2 separate regions of the Homo sapiens genome follow, and region 2 is linked to region 1. A link is a loop called in an ENCODE intact Hi-C map of the cell type or tissue named here. Cell type or tissue: heart right ventricle. All regions are shown on one strand. Each heading gives the region's core, and the rest is flanking DNA. Links, peaks and the distances in the headings are about the cores only. Region 1 has its middle 23 kb from the start of LINC02925. Region 2 overlaps CERK (ceramide kinase).

Region 1 (8,321 bases), core at 267-8,266:
TTAGTTATCATGGGCATGGGTTAGTTATCTTGGGAGTGGGTTAGTTATGAGAGAGGGTTAGTTATCATGAGAGAGGCCTAGTTATCATGGGTGTGGGTTAGCTATCTTGGGAGTGGGTTAGTTATCATGAGAGTAGGTTAGTTATCATGGGTGTGGGTTAGTTATCTTGGGAGTGGGTTAGTTATCTTTGGAGTGGGTTAGTTATGAGAGTGGGTTAGTTATCATGACAGTGGGTTAGTTATGGATGCGGGTTAGTTATCTTGGGAGTGGGTTAGTTACCATGGGAGTGGGTTTCTTATCATGGGAGTGGGTTACTTATCATGGGAGTGGGTTAGTTATCTTGGGAGTGGGTTAGTTATCATAGGAGGGGTTCATTATCATGGGAGTGGGTAGTTATCTTGGGAGTGGGTTAGTTACCATGGGAGTGGGTTAGTTATCATAGGAGGGGTTCATTATCATGGGAGTGGGTTAGTTATAGCTATGAAAGTGGGTTAGTTATCATGGGTGTGGGTTAGTTATCTTGGGAGTGGGTTAGTTATGAGAGTGGGTTAGGGGAGTGGGTTAGTTATCTTGGGAGTGGGTTAGTTATCTTGGGAGTGGGTTAGTTATCATGGGAGTGGGTTAGTTATCTTGGGAGTGGGTTAGTTATAGTTATGAGAGTGGGTTAGTTGTCATGGGAGTGGGTTAGTTATCTTGGGGGTGGGTTAATTATAGTTATGAGAGTGGGTTAGTTATCATGAGAGTGGGTTAGTTATCACGGGAGTGGGTTCATTATCATGGAAGTGGGTTTATAATCATGGGAGTGGGTTAGTTATCTTGGGAGTGGTTTAGTTATCTTGGGAGTGGGTTAGTTATCATGGGAGTGGGTTAGTAATCTTGGGAGTGGGTTCGTTATCTTGGGAGTGGGTTAGTTATCATGGAAGTGGGTTAGTTATCATGGGAGTGGATTAGTTATCTTGGGAGTGGGTTAGTTATCATGGGAGTGGGTTCGTTATCTTGGGAGTGGGTTAGTTATCTTGGGAGTGGGTTCGTTATCATGGGAGTGGGTTAGTTATCTTGGGAGTGGGTTAGTTATCTTGGGAGTGGGTTAGTTATCATGGGAGTGGGTTCGTTATCATGGGAGTGGGTTAGTTATCATGGGAGTGGATTAGTTATCTTGGGAGTAGGTTAGTTATCATGGGAGTGGGTTCGTTATCTTGGGAGTGGGTTAGTTATCTTGGGAGTGGGTTAGTTATCATGGGAGTGGGTTAGTTATCTTGGGAGTGGGTTCGTTATCTTGGGAGTGGGTTAGTTGTCATGGGAGTGGGTTCGTTATCATGGGAGTGGGTTAGTTATCATGGGAGTGGATTAGTTATCTTGGGAGTGGGTTAGTTATCATGGGAGTGGGTTCGTTATCTTGGGAGTGGGTTCGTTATCTTGGGAGTGGGTTAGTTATCATGGGAGTGGGTTCGTTATGGGCGTGGGTTAGTTATCTTGGGAGTGGGTTAGTTATCATGAGAGTGGGTTAGTTATGAGAGTGGGTTAGTTATCATGGGAGTGGGTTAGTTATCTTGGGAGTGGGTTAGTTATCTTGGGAGTGGGTTAGCTATGAGAGTGGGTTAGTTATCTTGGGAGTGGGTTAGTTATCTTGGGAGTGGGTTAGTTATCATGGGAGTGGGTTCGTTATGAGAGTGGGTTAGTTATCTTGGGAGTGGGTTAGTTATCTTGGGAGTGGGTTCCTGATAAAAGAATGGGTTCAGTGCACACTCTCTTGCCCTTCTGCCTTCTTCCATGGGGTGTTGCACGAAGAAGGCTCTCCCTAGATCCTGGCACCTTGCTCTTGGACTTCCAGCCTCCAGAGCTATGAGCCAAATAAGCTTCCATTGTTTATAAATTACCCAGTCTCAGATACTCTGTGATAACAGCACAAAAGGGACTAAGACATCATCTAATGTACTTTATTTATTTATTTATTAAGACAGAGTCTGGCTCTGTCACCCAGGCTGGAGTGTAGTGGTGTGATCTTGGCTCACTGCAACCTCCACCTCCTGAGTTCAAGCGATTCTCCTGCCTCAGCCTCCTGAGTAGCTGGGATTACAGATGCAAGCTACCACGCTGGGCTAATTTTTGTATTTTTAGTAGAGACAGGGTTTCACCGTGTTGGCCAGGCTGGTCTCGAACTCCTGACCTCGAATGATCTGCCCACCTCGGTCTCCCAAAGTGCTGAGATTACAGGCGTCAGCCACTGCACCCGGCCACTAATGTACTTTAACAAAAACAACAAAAAATAGATATAGTCTTGCTGTGTTGTCCAGGCTGGAATGCAGTGGCTATTCACGAATGTAGTGGCTATTGATGGGTATGGGCAAGGCCTATACTGCGCCCGGCCTATATAAGCCGGGCACGGTGGCTCACGCCTGTAATCCCAACACTTAGGGAGGCCCAGGCGGGCAGACCACCTGAGGTCAGGAGATCAAGACCAGCTTGGCCCAACATGGCAAAACCCTGTCTCTACTAAAAATACAGAAGTTATCCTGGCGTGATGGCACACGCCTGTAGTCCCGGTTATTCGGGAGACTGAGGCAGGAGAATCGCTTGAACCCTGGAGGTGGAGTTTGCGGTGAGCTGAGATCGTGCCACTGCACTCTAGCCTGGGTGATAGAGCGATACTGTGTCTCAATAAATAAATAAAATTTTTATCTATATAAAAGACAATGAAAAATTAATGTTATTCTATGCAGCCAATAGTTACTTAGATTTACCCATGTTTAAACATTTACTGTCTTAGCCATTTTGAGGTAACATGAAGTACATTCTCATTGTTGGGATGCTGATATAGTTTGGATGTTGTCCTTTCCAGATCTCGGGTTAAAATTTGATCCTCAGTGTTGGAGGTGGGGCCTGGCGGGAGGTGTTTGTATCATGAGGGCGGACCCCTCATGAACGGCTTGGTGCTTGCGTTAACAGTGAGTTCTGCCTTTATTAGTTCCCGCGAGGGTTGGTTGTTAAAGAGAGCCTGGAACCTCCTTTCCCCCTCTCCTCCCTCCTTCCTCTCTCCATGGGATGCCTGCTACCCTTCCCCTTCTGCTATGAGTGGAAGCTTCCTGAGGCCTCACCAGAAGCAGATGCTGGTGCCACGCTTCTTTGTACCAGCCTGAAGAACTATGAGCCAAATAACCATCTTTTCTTTTCTTTTCTTTCCTTTCCTTTCCTTTTCTTTTCTCTTCTTTTCTTTTCTTTTCCAGACGGAGTTTTGCTCCTGTTGCCCAGGCTGGAGTGCAATGGCGCGATTTCGGCTCACCGCAAACTCTGCCTTCCGGGTTCAAATGATTCTCCTGCCTCAGCCTCCCAAGTAGCTGGGATTACAGGCATGTGCCACCATGCCTGGCTAATTTTGTATGTTTAGTAGAGACAGTTTCTCCATGTTGGTCAGACTGGTCTCGAACTCCTGACCTCAGGTGATCTGCCTGCCTCAGTCTCCCAAAGTGCTGGGATTACAAGTGTGAGCCACTGTGCCTGGCTACCACCTTTTCTTTATAAATTACCTATCCTCGGGTATTTCTTTCTAGCAATGCAGCAAATTAAGACAGGTACCAGCCCCACCATCCATCTCCAGGACTGTCTTGGGCAGGACCTGTGTCACCTCCGCTGGCCTCTGTAATCAGCATCTGCACGGTGGGCCTTGGATTGATGTCACTCTCTCCCTTTAGATTCCCCTCTTGGAAGGAAAGGCACCAAGGGCCTGCCCCCCTCTCTGCTCAGGATCCTCCAGACAGCTGGCCTCCAGGCCACCCACCCTGAGGCTGACCTCCGGCCAGCTGGGGCCCTGCTGCGCCCCCAGGCTCCTCCTCTGTGGTCAGATGGTTTTCACTTCTTTGGCCTGATTCAGGGGCTGGTGGGCGGGGCAGTGGCTCACACTGGGTTCACCTGTTAAAGTGCAGGGGTAGGGGTAGCTCCCCAAAAGGAGAAGCAACAAAGATGGACACACAGCAAAGCTGTGGGCGTGTCTGCCACAGGCCAGTGTCCCTGGATGCCTTGGGTGGGGTGGGGCTGAGGCAGGCAGCCTGCCAGGCCAGAAAGCATGAGGCCCTGGCCCTGGGCTTGTGTCCCTAGGGATGCAGTGAGCACAGACCTCCCTAGAGGGGGGCCTGGCCCGCCAGAAGCCCAGCCCCGGCCCCTGCCACCAGCCTGTCCTTCCTCAATTCCTAGCTCCAGCCAGATCCCCAGAGATGAGCGACCCTGATGACCAGCAAGGGCAGGCCCGCCCTCCTTCATCTCCCTCCTCTCACCCGGCCCAGCCCGGAGGAGGAGTGTGGTGTGAGTGTAGCCGCAAATCCAGTCAGCTCCCCTGGGCTGAAGCCCCAGAAATGCTGCTCCAGGACCCAGGCAGCTCCAGTCTGCCCCACGTGGCTTCCAGGGGCACAGCCCTCGGCACAGAAGGCTGTAGGTGTGGCCTGCAGCACGGGGTGGAGGCTGGGAAGGGCCTGGGGGACCCAAGGGACGGATCAAGGCCTGTTCAGAGCCAGACTCCAACCACCTGCTCCCAAGCCAGCCCTCAGGCCCTGCTCTGCAATGGGTTCGGTTGCCCTGTGTTCGCCTTCCGGGCCCCAGCCCAGGTAGGAGGATGCTGGCACACCTGCTGGCTACAGGCGGCCCTTCCTTCTCCTCAGGCGAGGAGGTGCCCACTCTGAGCTGTGCAGCCGGGAGCCAGGGTGAGCTGAGCCCCCACCTGCTGCCCCAGGGAGACCCTGCCACGTCTCTCTTAGCCTAATTTAGCTGTGCGTGAACCTCCCACCTGCCCTGCACTAGCTGGTCCCTAAGCTCACTGGGGCCACCTTGTGGCTGCTCACGGCCTCGGCCCCGCAAGTTGGGGCCTGATTTCCACACTGGCTGCATTTGTCCTCTGTGGACTTTTGTCCTCTGTGCCACCTTCTTGGGTGGCACCCGCCACATGCTGTGCTGAGCTACTTCTTTTTTTTTTTTTTTTTCTGAGGCGGAGTCTTGCTCTGTCGCCCAGGCTGCAGTGCAATGGCGCTATCTCGGATCACTGCAAGCTCCGCCTCCCGGGTTCACGCCATTCTCCTGCCTCAGCCTCCCGAGTAGCTGGGACTACAGGTGCGCGTCACCACGCCCGGCTAATTTTTTGTATTTTTAGTAGAGACGGAGTTTCACCATGTTGGCCAGGCTGGTCTCGAACTCCTGACCTCATGATCTGCCCGCCTCGGCCTCCCAAAGTGCTGGGATTACAGGCATGAGCCACTGCACCTGGCCTGTGCTGAGCTACTTCTAAACCCCACAGAGGGCCAGGTGTGCTGGCTCACACCTGTAATCCCAACACTTTGGGAGGCCAAGGCGGATCACCTGAGGTCAGGAGATCGAGACCAGCCTGGCCAACATGGTGAAACTCCATCTCTACTAAAAATACAAAAAATTAGCCGGGCATGGTGGCAGGCACCTGCAATCCCAGCTACTCGGGAGGCTGAGGTAGGAGAACCACTTGAACCTGGGGGTGGGAGGTTGCAGTGAGCCGAGATCGTGCCACTGCACTCCAGCCTGGGCGACAGAATGAGACTCAGTCCCCCCGCAAGAAAACGAAACACCATGGGGGAAGACGCACATTTTCATGTATAGGCTCTTCCTGTTTCACGTGAGGAGCATCGCAGGATGCATCTGTTCTGACACGAGGGGCACCAGATCGCTGGAGGCAAAAAGAGGGATCCTGAGAGGCCGTCTGGGAAAGAGAGAACTGAAAGACAGTGACAGCAGTGACGATGGCTCACACCTCCTGTGTGCCGGGCACTGTTCTGGGCACTTTATACGAACCAGTGAAGAGAGTGGCTGTCAGTGTGAGAGGAGCTCTGGGGACACGGGGATGTCTCGCAATGGGGCTCCTTCCTCCACCTCCCCATGAAGCCTTTGGTAGACCACACAGCCTCATGTGCCTTCAGATGAGTTTGTGTGGAAGTGGAGTGTGGGGCATGCAGGCCTGAGGGTGAGGGCAATGCCTGTCCCCTTGGGATCACTTCACCCTCACAGGGATGCTGGAGCAGGCCTGGGATCCCCCCATCACACAGAGGGAATGACCAGGGCTCCCAGAGCCGGAGCACAATGTCCAGGCTGTGGCTGCTGAATGACCCAGGCCCTCTGGGGGGGCTGCTCCACCCGCCATGGCCCTCCCAACCTCCCTTGCTTTCCAAGGTCCACCCAAAGCCCCAGGCCTCTCAAGTCTCCTACATCCCCTCTCCCCCTAAGGTCCCAAAGATTTCCCAAGGTCCCTTAGGCCTCTGGAGGTCCCCCAAGGCTCCTCAGGCCCCCAAGGCCCAAAAGATCCTCCAGAGACCCCTCAAGGCCTTCCCAGGCCCCTCAACGATCCCCAGGGCCCCCCAGGTTCCTTAGGCCCTCCTAAAGCCCCACAAGGTCTCCTAGGTCGCCTAAATTCCCAAGACTTCCCAAGGCCCTATGTGGCCCTCAAGACCCCCAGACCTCCCTGCATCCTCAGCCCTCCATGAGACCCTGTCAGCAGCTGCCTCTTCTGGGATGGCCAGGCTGAAGTCCCCAGGGGTGAATCCACCTGTTCAGCTCCTTGCTTCCTGCCACCAGCTATTGGTCCTGGGCTGACCTATGGTGTGGTGCCTTTGGAATCACGTGACCACCAGGCATCGTCACATGTTGTCAAACATGGCTACCTACACCACCATCATAGAAGAGATGGAAGTGAGTTCTTCTGCAGCACCCCAGAGCCGGCCTGCAGTCAGGAAGGCCTCCCCAGAGGCATCCACGAAGCTGCCTGCCAACCTGGGTGCCCCAGGCATGGGCCCCTCTAAGCCTGCCCTAGGAGGAGAACAGTTTGTGTGACACAGGGGGCGGAGGCTGGGTCTGAATCTTTTTTTTTTTTTTTTTGAAACAGAGTTCGCTGTGTCGCCCAGGCTGGAGTGCAGTGGTGCAATCTCACCTCACTGCAACCTCCGCCTCCCGAGTTCAAGCGATTCTCCTGCCTTAGCCTCTCTAGTAGCTGGGATTGCAGGTGTGCACCATCACGCCTGGCTAATTTTTGTATTTTTTAGCAGAGACGGGGTTTCTCCATATTGGGCAGGCTGGTCTGAACTCCTGACCTCAGGTGATTCGCCCACCTCAGCCTCTCAAAATGCTGGGATTACAAGCGTGAGCCACCGCGCCCAGCTGGGTCTGAATCTTTAACAGTTCCCCTCCGCTCCTGGAGCCCCTCCCACAGCCAGCCCTTGCTCACCAGCGGGGGAACCAACAGCCCCTTCCTCACCCTCCTGGGGGTTGGGGTCTCTCTCCACAATACCAGTGCCGGGACGCATCCCTCGTCTTCTCTGCTCCTTTCCGTTGTCCGGAGGCCTAGGCCCAGTCATCCAGCCAGCCTCCACCCAGCTCCTCTCCCTGCACACAAAGACTGACCCCATCAAGCTGCACTTCCTGAAACACACCCACAAACCAGAAACTCAGCCTCCCCTTTGCCCGCAGGATGCCCATGGGCAAAACTGTCACCAAGAGAAGAGAGGAGGGGCCCAAACCGGCTCTGTCTCTGTGGAGAAAGAGCCTGCCTAGGGCTGGACCCTGGTTGTGTGGCTTCAGGTATGAGTCCCTTCCCCTTCCTAGGCCCCAGTCCCCTCACTGCACACCTAGGGTGATGACATGTCATGGCCCAGGGTTAAGAGCACAGACTGGAGTGGGACTCCCTGGGCTTTACTTCTGGCTCTGCTGCACACTGGCTGTGTGACTCTGAATGAGTAACCTAGCCTCTCTGTGCCCGAGTTTCCTTGTCTGTTAATAGGGATCAAACAGAATATAACATCAAGGTCATTAAGAAGAGTCAGTAAATTAATGTTTATAAAGTATTTATTATTTTTATTTTATTTTATTAATTTTTTTAGATAGAGTCTCACTCTGTCACCCAGGCTGGAGTGCAGTGGTACAATCTCGGCTCACTGCAATCTCTGCCTCCTGGATTCAAGTTGAGTGTCATGCCTCAGCCTACTGAGTAGCTGGGATTACAGGCCCTGCCACCACACCCAGCTAATTTTTTATATTTTTGGTAGAGATAGGGTTTCACCATGTTGGCCAGGCTGATCTCGAACTCCTGACCTCAAGTCATCCGCACGCCTTGCCCTCCCAAAGTGCTGGGGTTACAGGTATGAGCCACTGCGCCCAGCCAGAATTATTATTTTTTTTTCTTGCTGATTTGAGTCCCTTGTAGATTCTGCGTATTAGTCCTTTGTCAGATGCATAGTTTGCAAACATTTTCTCCCATTCTCTAAGTTGTCTGTTTACTTTCATGATTATTTCTTCTGCTGTGTAGAAGCTTTCTAGTTTAAGTA
Region 2 (8,321 bases), core at 249-8,248, 170 kb before region 1:
GACAGGGTTTCACCATGTTGGCCAGGCTAGTCTCGAACTCCTGACCTCAGATGATCTGCCTGCCTCGGCCTCCCAAAGTGTTGGGATTACAGGCGTTAGCCACTGCACCTGGCTGTAAATTCTTACAAGAAAATAGAGGACAGTTTATAATATTGGAATGGGAAAAGGCTCTCCTAACCAAGATGGAATCCAGAAAGAATAAAGAAAAAGCTAGATTATTTGACGAAATAATTTTAAAATTTCTTTTGTAAGATATCATAAATTTAAAAAAAAAGATAAGGGCCGGGCGTGGTGGCTCACACCTGTAATCCCAGCACTTTGGGAGGCCGAGGCGGGTGGATCACTTGATGTCAGGAGGTCGTGACCAGCCTGCCCAACATGGTGAAACCCTGTCTCTACTAAAAATACAAAAATTAGCCAGGCATGTTGGCGTGCGCCTATAATCCCAGCCTCTCAGGAGGCTGAGGCACGAGAATCTCTTGAACCTGGGAGGCGGAGGTTGCAGTGAGCTGTGATTGCACCACTGCACTCCAGCCTGGGCAACACGGCGAGACTCCATCTCAAATAATAATAATAATAATAAAATAAAAATAAAAAATGATGGGGGTGATATTTGCAACAAATAGGATAGAGAAAGGGTTAATTTTTTTTTTTTTTTTTTTTTTGAGACAGAGTCCCACTCTGTCGCCCAGGGCTGGAGTGCAGTGGCGTGATCTCAGCTCACTGCAAGCTCCGCCTCCCGGGTTCACACCATTCACCTGCCTCAGCCTCCCGAGTAGCTGGGACTACAGGCACCCACCATTGCACCCGGCTAATTTTTTGTATTTTTAGAAGAGATGGGGTTTCACTGTGTTAGCCAGGATGGTCTCAATCTCCTGACCTCGTGATCCTCCCTCTTTGGCCTCCTTAAGTGCTGGGATTACAGGCGTGAGCCACCGCGCCTGGCCAGGTTAACATTTTTTGAACATTTTAAACTTACATAAAAATTGATAGGAAAAAAGGCAGACAATCCATTAGACAAATGGCAATGGATATAAGTAGGCGATTCACGGAAGAAAACATTCGGAAGTGGATGCTGAGCGTCTGAGTAGATACTGACCCAAGGCAATGATGAGATGCTGCTCTCAACCAGCAAGGGATGGGGAAGGGCGAAAGCACAGCTCTGTGCTGGGGAAGTTTCAGGACGCTTCTGGGCTGGCAGACCCGGTGAATGGGAAGTGGGAACTGCTAGGGTGTTTTTGGAAAGTAATCTGGCAGTGTTTTCAAACTGTAAAAAAAAAAAAAAAAAGTGATATCCTTTGACCCAACAATTCCATTTTTGATTATCTATCCCAGAGAAATTAAACCACCAGTATTTAAGAAACTTTCATACTCGAGAAGATACACTTTCTGTGTGTTTAAGAAACTCCTAATGTGTTTTACTTCCCGTCCCCCCCACCCAATTTATTTTTCTTCTCTAACAGTCTAGATTTTTGCATAACAGCGTTTTCTATGAGAAATGCAGCTGAGTCCTGCCTTTTGAGGGTTATCTCAGGAACCTGTAGCTGGTCCAGGATGCATCTCAACTTAATGGCTTCAGCGATTAGCCCAGCGTGGACTTCCAGGCACGAGTTCTCCTCTGTCCTGGAGACAGCCAGCCTGTCACCCGCATACAAGCTCCAGCTACTCGGCCTCTCTCCTAGGCCAGTGGCCCACCCTCACCGCCTGCTGGGTTCTCGATTCGGCTGTCCGGATCCCACACGTCTGCTGGGTTCTCGATTCGGCTGTCCGGATCCCATACCTCTTCTCTCCTTTCTCGCTGACCTTGGTCCCCTTTTTGCCACAGACTGGGTCAGATGACTTCTGCCTCCAGCTGGCCCCGGTCTTCCCCTCCCGACCCCTCCTGCTGCCTTTTGAATTTCTTTAGGGAGCACCCCGGCGGCTGAACCCTGGATGATGGGGATTGGAAGTTTAGAGAGCACCCTGAGGGTCACTAATCCCTTCTCCAGTGCCGTTGGCCCGTCCTGACAGCCAGCCTGTGTGCCCCATTGATGTTTAGACACCCTGCCCTGCTACAAAGTTCTTCCAGGCACTGCTCGCCCATGCGTGCCTGTGGCCTGGCTTGCATTCCTGACCTCCCCCGATCTGGCCCTGCCCCCACCTGCTCCCGGGGCACACGTGCTCACCAGCCCAGCCGTCATTATCTCCCGCATGCCCTGTGCCTCCCCAGGTGCCCTCTGCCCTCCCTGCCTGACATGTTTTCCTCTATCCTCAGCCTCACCAAGGCCCAGCCCTCCTTCCCAGACTCACCTAGCACTGGTTATTTTGCAGTATGTTCCAAGACTGGGCAGCGTTTACACCTTCTGTTTAGCTGGTTTCTCTGGCACTGCTCCAGCAGGGAACGGCGCTGGTACTGCCAGGTGGGGGTGGAAGCCCAGGTTCCCCTCAGCCTTGTTGGCAGCGGAGTCAGGGGCTGCTTGTCATTGCCGGGTGGGTGGGGGGTACAGCTCCCGCCAGGCCTCTGCTAAGGCCACCTTGGCGGGGGGTGGAGGTGCTTCCTTGCCGCTCCCCACATGCACTCCCCTAACAGCACGTGGGTGGAGTGTGGGCACCTTGCAGCTCAGTGGCAGTGAAAGCCCTGTCTCCCCACCAGGCCTCCTCTTACTCCACTCCAGCAAGGAGGAAGGGGCACCTCGCCAGTGCAGGGTGGGGGCCCGGGCTGGGCTGCCCCTTTGTCTCCACCAATGCCTAGTGGGCATGAGGCTTTTTACCAGCTGGCGCTGATGGGGGTTCCAGCTTCCTGCGTGGCCTCCCCTGTACAGCCCTGGCAGAGGTTGTGGGGTGCCTGCTCACAGCCTCTCAAGGGTGGAAGTCTAAGCTGCTAGTTGGCCACTTGGGCTTGGTTGGAGGGCTGGGCCCGTTTTTTTCTGGGGTAGGTTGTTATTGTCTCAAAGTTTTCTGTCTTGCAAAGCTGCCCCTTCCCTGGCTAGACTGAGTTGGCTTTCACTGGGGCTCTGCGTTTGTACCTGTTGGCATTTCCAGGTTTCAGGCTGCTCCAGTTCCAAATCCAAGATAGACGAGGCAAAGGAAACCCCCAGGGGGATGCCGTGTGTCTTTCTCAGATCCCAGGCCCTGAACAGCTGCCTTTTCTCTGCCTGTCAGAGTCTTCTTATATTTGTTTCATGTGTGACGTCCAGGGCTTCACTTAATAGGAGGAGTAGGAAAAGCACAGCTAATCCATCCTCCCAGAAGCAGAAGGTGCTTGTGCATTAAAACAATTTCTTTCTCTCTGCTCTTTAGAATAGATTCTTTCTGCTGACCTATTTTCAACTTCACTATTCCTCTATCTAATTCATTCTGCTGCTAAGCCTATCTGGTGATTTTTAAATTTCAGATACTGTACTTTCCAGTTTTAAATTTTTCCTTTTGGTTCCAATAGTTTCCATTTCTTTCCTGAAAACTTCTTTTTTTTTTGAGATAGACTGTCACTCTGTTACCCAGACTGGAGTGTAATGGTGTGATCTCGACTCACTGCAAACTCCACCTCCTGGGTTCAAGCAGTTCTCGTGCCTCAGCCTTCTGAGTAGCTGGGATTACAGGTGCCTGCCACCATGCCTGGCTATTTTTTTTTTTTTTTTTAGTAGAGACAGGGATTTGCCATGTTACCCAGGCTGGTCTTGAACTCCTGAGCTCAGGCAATCTGCCCGCCTTGGCCTCCCAAAGTGCTAGGATTACAGGCGTGAGCCACCACTCCCAGCCTCTTTCCTGAAAACTTCAAGTATGTTCAACTGTGTCTCAGTGAGCATGGTTATAACAGCTGCTTTGTTTTTTGTTTGTTTGTTTGTTTGTTTGTTTTGAGATGGAGTCTCGATCTGTCACCCAGGCTGGAGTGCAGTGGTGCGATCTTGGCTCACTGCAAGCTCCGCCTCCCAGGTTCACGCCATTCTCCTGCCTCAGCCTCCTGAGTAGCTGGGACTACAGGCGCCTGCCACCACGCCTGGCTAATTTTTTGTATTTTTAGTAGGGACAGGGTTTCACCGTGTTAGCCAGGATGGTCTCGATCTCCTGCCCTCGTGATTCACCTGCCTCGGCCTCCCAAAATGCTGGGATTACAGGCATGAGCCACCGCGCCTGGCCAAAGACTACTTTGAAGTCTTTGTCTGATAACATCAACATCTGGGTCATCTCAGGTTTGACGTCTTTTGATTATTCCCTTGAGAACGTTAACATTTCCTGGTTCTTGGTGTGCTGATTTATTGTGGGTTGTTTCCTGGATATTTGGTACATTATTTTGTAAGGCCAAGTCCTGTTAATGTTTTTTGGAGGCTGGGTGTTGTGCATGCCTGTAGTCCCAGCTACTCAGGAGGCTGGGGCAGGAGGAGCATTTGACACCAGGAATTCGAGGTTACGGTGTTCCATGATTGTACCACTGTACTCCATCCTGAGTGACAGAGCAAGACCCTGTCTCTTAAAAAAAATTAATAAAAAATAAAGTCATTTGGACAATTTTTCTATTTAATTAAATTAATTAATTTATTTATTTACAGTCTCACTGTTTCCCAGGCTGGAGTGCAGTGGCTCAGTTTTGGCTCACTGCAGCCTCTTGAGCACAAGCCGTCCTCCTACCTCAGCCTCTCAAGTAGCTGGAACTACAGGCATGTACCATCATTCTCCCTAATTTTTAAAATTTATTTTGTAGAGACAGGGCCTCACTATGTTGTCCAGGTTGGTCTCAATCTTCTGGCCTCAAGCAGTCCTCCCGCTTCAGCCTCCCAAAGTGCTGGAATTACAGGCATGAGACACCAGACCCAGCCAATTTTTCTTTTTCAAAAGCAGGTGCTCAGCCTGGCTGGGTACAGATGGCAGGTCTGTCTCATGTGGCGAGGGAGGTGGGCCCTGGCTGTCCAGCCTCCGAGGCCCTGGCTGCCCTGTTTTGGCCCCTCAGGAGTGAGGCTGGACTCATCTGGTCATTCTCAGAGCCAAGTATTCCTGCTCCAGCCCCCTCTCCTCTGAGCACCCCTCTGCCCTCAGCACACCCTGGCTTCTCTGGGACAGGGGCCTGCACCCACCCTGCTGCCCCATAGCTCAGACGTCCCCGAGGCCAGAGCTGGAGATAAACCCAGCTCCCAGCTGCTGACTCTGCACGCTGGCCTCTCCAGCCAGCGGGCCTGCTGCTGTGGATCTCTGGTGTCCCCGGTTCACTGCCTGTTTCTTGTATCTTGTCCAGAGCTATCAGTCATAGCGGGTGGGAGAGACAGGCGGTCGGGCTTGGTTCATTCTGGCCAGAACTAGATGTCTGAATGCTGCTTTCCATTTAGGCCAGCGTGTACTGTGCCCTGCAGTGCTGCGGGCTTCACACCCAATGGGATCCTCATAGCCCTCTGAGACGCCCCTTGTTATCTTCTCAGAGGTGGAGATGTGGGACTTAGAGCTGAGCTCACAGGTTGGGGAGTGGGGACTCAGAGCGAGGCTGCTCCAGAATCTGGGGTGAGCTCCCTCTTCAAAGGCAGGGACTCTGGGATTTGTTTAAGTAGCCCCCGTGGCCTTTCATAGCAGGGTGCACGGGGGGAAGAGCGGGGTTCCTGGAGCAAAATCAGTCCAGTTCCCATGACAAAGTTCCCTGAGGCACCGTACGGTCCCTGGAGCCCTTGGACACCCCGTCTCATCCCTAGGACGGGAGGCTGATGCAGGTTTCCCGCGACCTGACAGCATGGAGTGGGGACGGCGGGTGTTCTGTGTTGAGATGCCAGCTGGTATGGACTTCAGTTCTGCGGGTGTCGTCTAAGCAGGTCTAGGATTAGTCTGATTCATTTCCTGAACCCACACACAGGGGCTGCGCAGGTGTGTAATTCCACCCTGCCCTCCAGAACCTCCTGGCTTAACAGGAAAAGCAAAGTCCTGTGTGTTGGCTGCCACGTGGGCTGTGCAGGTGACATGCCCGTCCACATGCCACAGCCCTGTTTCCTGAGAGGAATGATTTGGCATCCTCAGGTCCAGGCCTCCTGTGCATGCTAAGGGAGCATCCATGCTAAGGAGCCGCGGGGGTGGCAGGGCCGGGGGGGGTGGCTGGGCCAGGGGAGTGTTGGGGCGGCATGTGCAGGATGTTCAGAAGCCCATGGACCTTGGGTGGTCACCGGGTGGTCCTGTGGGATGCTGACCAGGCCCCTGCCTGAGAGTGGGGCACGCGGACCACAGCACCCTTAGGCTGGTATCGGGACGTTAGGACGAGGAAGGATTTCTGGGGTGGGTTCCACAGGGAATGGACACTGTTTACTTGAGATGTGTCCCTAGAACTAAGAAGACTGGGCACAGTGGCTCACGCCTGTAATCCCAACACTTTGGGAGGCTGAGTGGATGGATCGCTTGAGCCCAGGAGTTAGAGAGACCAACCAGGTCTCTGAGGGCAACACAGAGAGACCCCATCTCTCAAAAAAAAAAAAAAAAAGAAACAGCTGGGCATGGTGGCACACACCTGTGGTCCCAACTACTTGGGAAGCTGAGGTGGGAGGATTGCATGAGCCTGGGAGGTCGAGGCTGCAGTGAGCTGAGATTGCACCCCTGTACTCCAGCCTGGGTGACACAGTGAGACCTGTCTCAAAAAAAAAAAGAAGAGGAGACATTGGTGGCTACTAATGGTGTGCTGACAAGGGTCAAAGGTCACATTTTATGGCATGAAATAGCAGTAAGTTATGATTGGCAGGTACCTTATCCCAGCATCATGAACTCTGGGGGCTTGCTGTGAGATTTTCTTCATCATCCGTGCGGTCAGAAAAACCACGGCTCAGCCTCACTGGGTTGCAGAGCAGAGGTCTTTGGGCTAAATTTGGCCACAGATTTTTTTCTTTGTTAGATTTGCATGGTGAGTTTTTCTCTTCCTTTTAAAATTGTAGCTAATGTTTTACAATCAGAAGGTTTCCCATAAAAGACGAAACTTGGGCGCATCCCTGTATGACAGCAGCAGCCGCAGCGGAGGCAAGGGCTGGGGACACGCAGTCGCGTCTGGATAAGTCGCAGCTCAGGGCTGACCTGTGGGCGTCACGTGGGTTCTGGCTTCCCCCACCTTCCATCTGTGTATCAGACCCATCAAGGGCTGTGTCAGGGTGGACGTGGTGGGCGGGGAGGGGCGGGGGACAGTTTGACCATCTCTGAGTTTCCTGCACGTGAGATTTCTGGACTCTCCCTGGCAGTGGTGGGCAGGGCTGGTTTTTGGTCTTCCTTGGCATAGGCAAGCACTCACCTTTAATTTTTAATGAAGATCAGATGTTCACACAGCTCATGTTTACTGAGCGGCGGGTTGCCAGGGAAATGCGTTTGCATTGCATGTCATTGCAGGGGGAATCAGGCCTCCCAGCCACTCGGATCTCTTGGGTGTTCTTCCTCTGGGGTGACCCTTACTGCTTGGACTCTAAGCGGGCCGGGCATGTGGAGGTCAGTGTGGCCCGTGCCACTTCTGGGCCTCAGCATCCCCTGCAGTGTGTGTGGGTGTGATCCACAGACTTCCACACTGTACTTGGCACTGCTCCAGTGGGCGCAGTGGGCAGCGGCCTGCTCTCTCACCCTGTTCCCTCTGCCGGTCCTCACGTGGCAGCTTGCATTAGGGAGAGTCCCAGGGACCGCTGTGCTCCCCTGTGCTCTTAGCTGGGAACTCGCTCTTGTTCTCGTTGCATATGCCCAAGAGGCGAAAGACATCTGGGGCCTCCCGACGGCTGCGTGAGGTCTGGAGCGGCATGTTCTGCCACCTTGACCCTGCCCTGCCATGAGCGTGCCCACACACGTGCACCCATGTCACTGGCAGACACTCAGTGCCCCGTGACACACGGGAAACCCGTGGGCCCTCCTGCTGGATGGGAGGCCACTGCGCGTGGCTCAGTTTAATCCGGGAACTTCTAGTATCAAAGCTGATTGACAGCAGGCACTGTTTTCATCTGTAAGTCACAAGCATGAAATAAATTTAATTCTAGTGGATCACAACAAGCACTAAAAAGCACAGAGAACAGAATGGAAAAAGAAGCAGCTGGAAGTCAGCGTGCTCTCAGCTGCCCCTAGCAGGCATTACCCAGACTGTGGCAAATGCTGCAGTGGTCTGCAGAGAGGGAGTCAGCAAACGCGTGAGCCGCACGAGAACCAGGAGGCCAGCCTCACTCGCTGACATGGCATTTGATTTTTCTGGAATGTGATGGCCATTTGATCATTACCTCTATTGAAGAGCTCACTGCATGTCAATACGAGTCACTGTGGTGTCTCACGAGAATTCTGTCACGAGAATTTATCTCTGTCAGCAAAAGAATATGAAAGTGCCCCCAATTCCCACCTTCCGCCCTTTGCAAGATGTTCCCACAGCA

Evidence for each region. A loop is a pair of places that touch in the nucleus more often than their neighbours do. Peaks named below come from ENCODE experiments on the same cell type or tissue, not always from the same donor. Only the 100,000 strongest peaks of a DNase experiment are listed, where the experiment ranks them.
Region 2: it touches region 1 in a loop (4-fold over the local background); 45 of 110 quality-filtered maps call a loop at or near these places.

What each region holds. Positions count from the first base shown.
Region 1 is chr22:46,559,999-46,568,319 of GRCh38, reverse strand. No RefSeq gene overlaps it. Among named protein-coding and RNA genes, the nearest start is that of LINC02925, 23 kb to the right of the region's middle. RefSeq lists enhancers at 4,095-4,264, 4,254-4,548, 5,987-6,738. In heart right ventricle, for the core only: CTCF peaks have their summits at 4,606 and 4,811 (motif pointing left); DNase peaks (open chromatin) are centred at 4,463 and 4,809; H3K27ac peaks cover 785 bases.
Region 2 is chr22:46,725,553-46,733,873 of GRCh38, reverse strand. The region is part of intron 1 of CERK (ceramide kinase); the gene reads left to right. Among named protein-coding and RNA genes, the nearest start is that of CERK, 8.5 kb to the left of the region's middle. RefSeq lists an enhancer at 7,467-7,967. In heart right ventricle, for the core only: no CTCF peak of the experiment used is centred there; DNase peaks (open chromatin) are centred at 2,155, 2,700, 4,102 and 5,231; H3K27ac peaks cover 6,579 bases.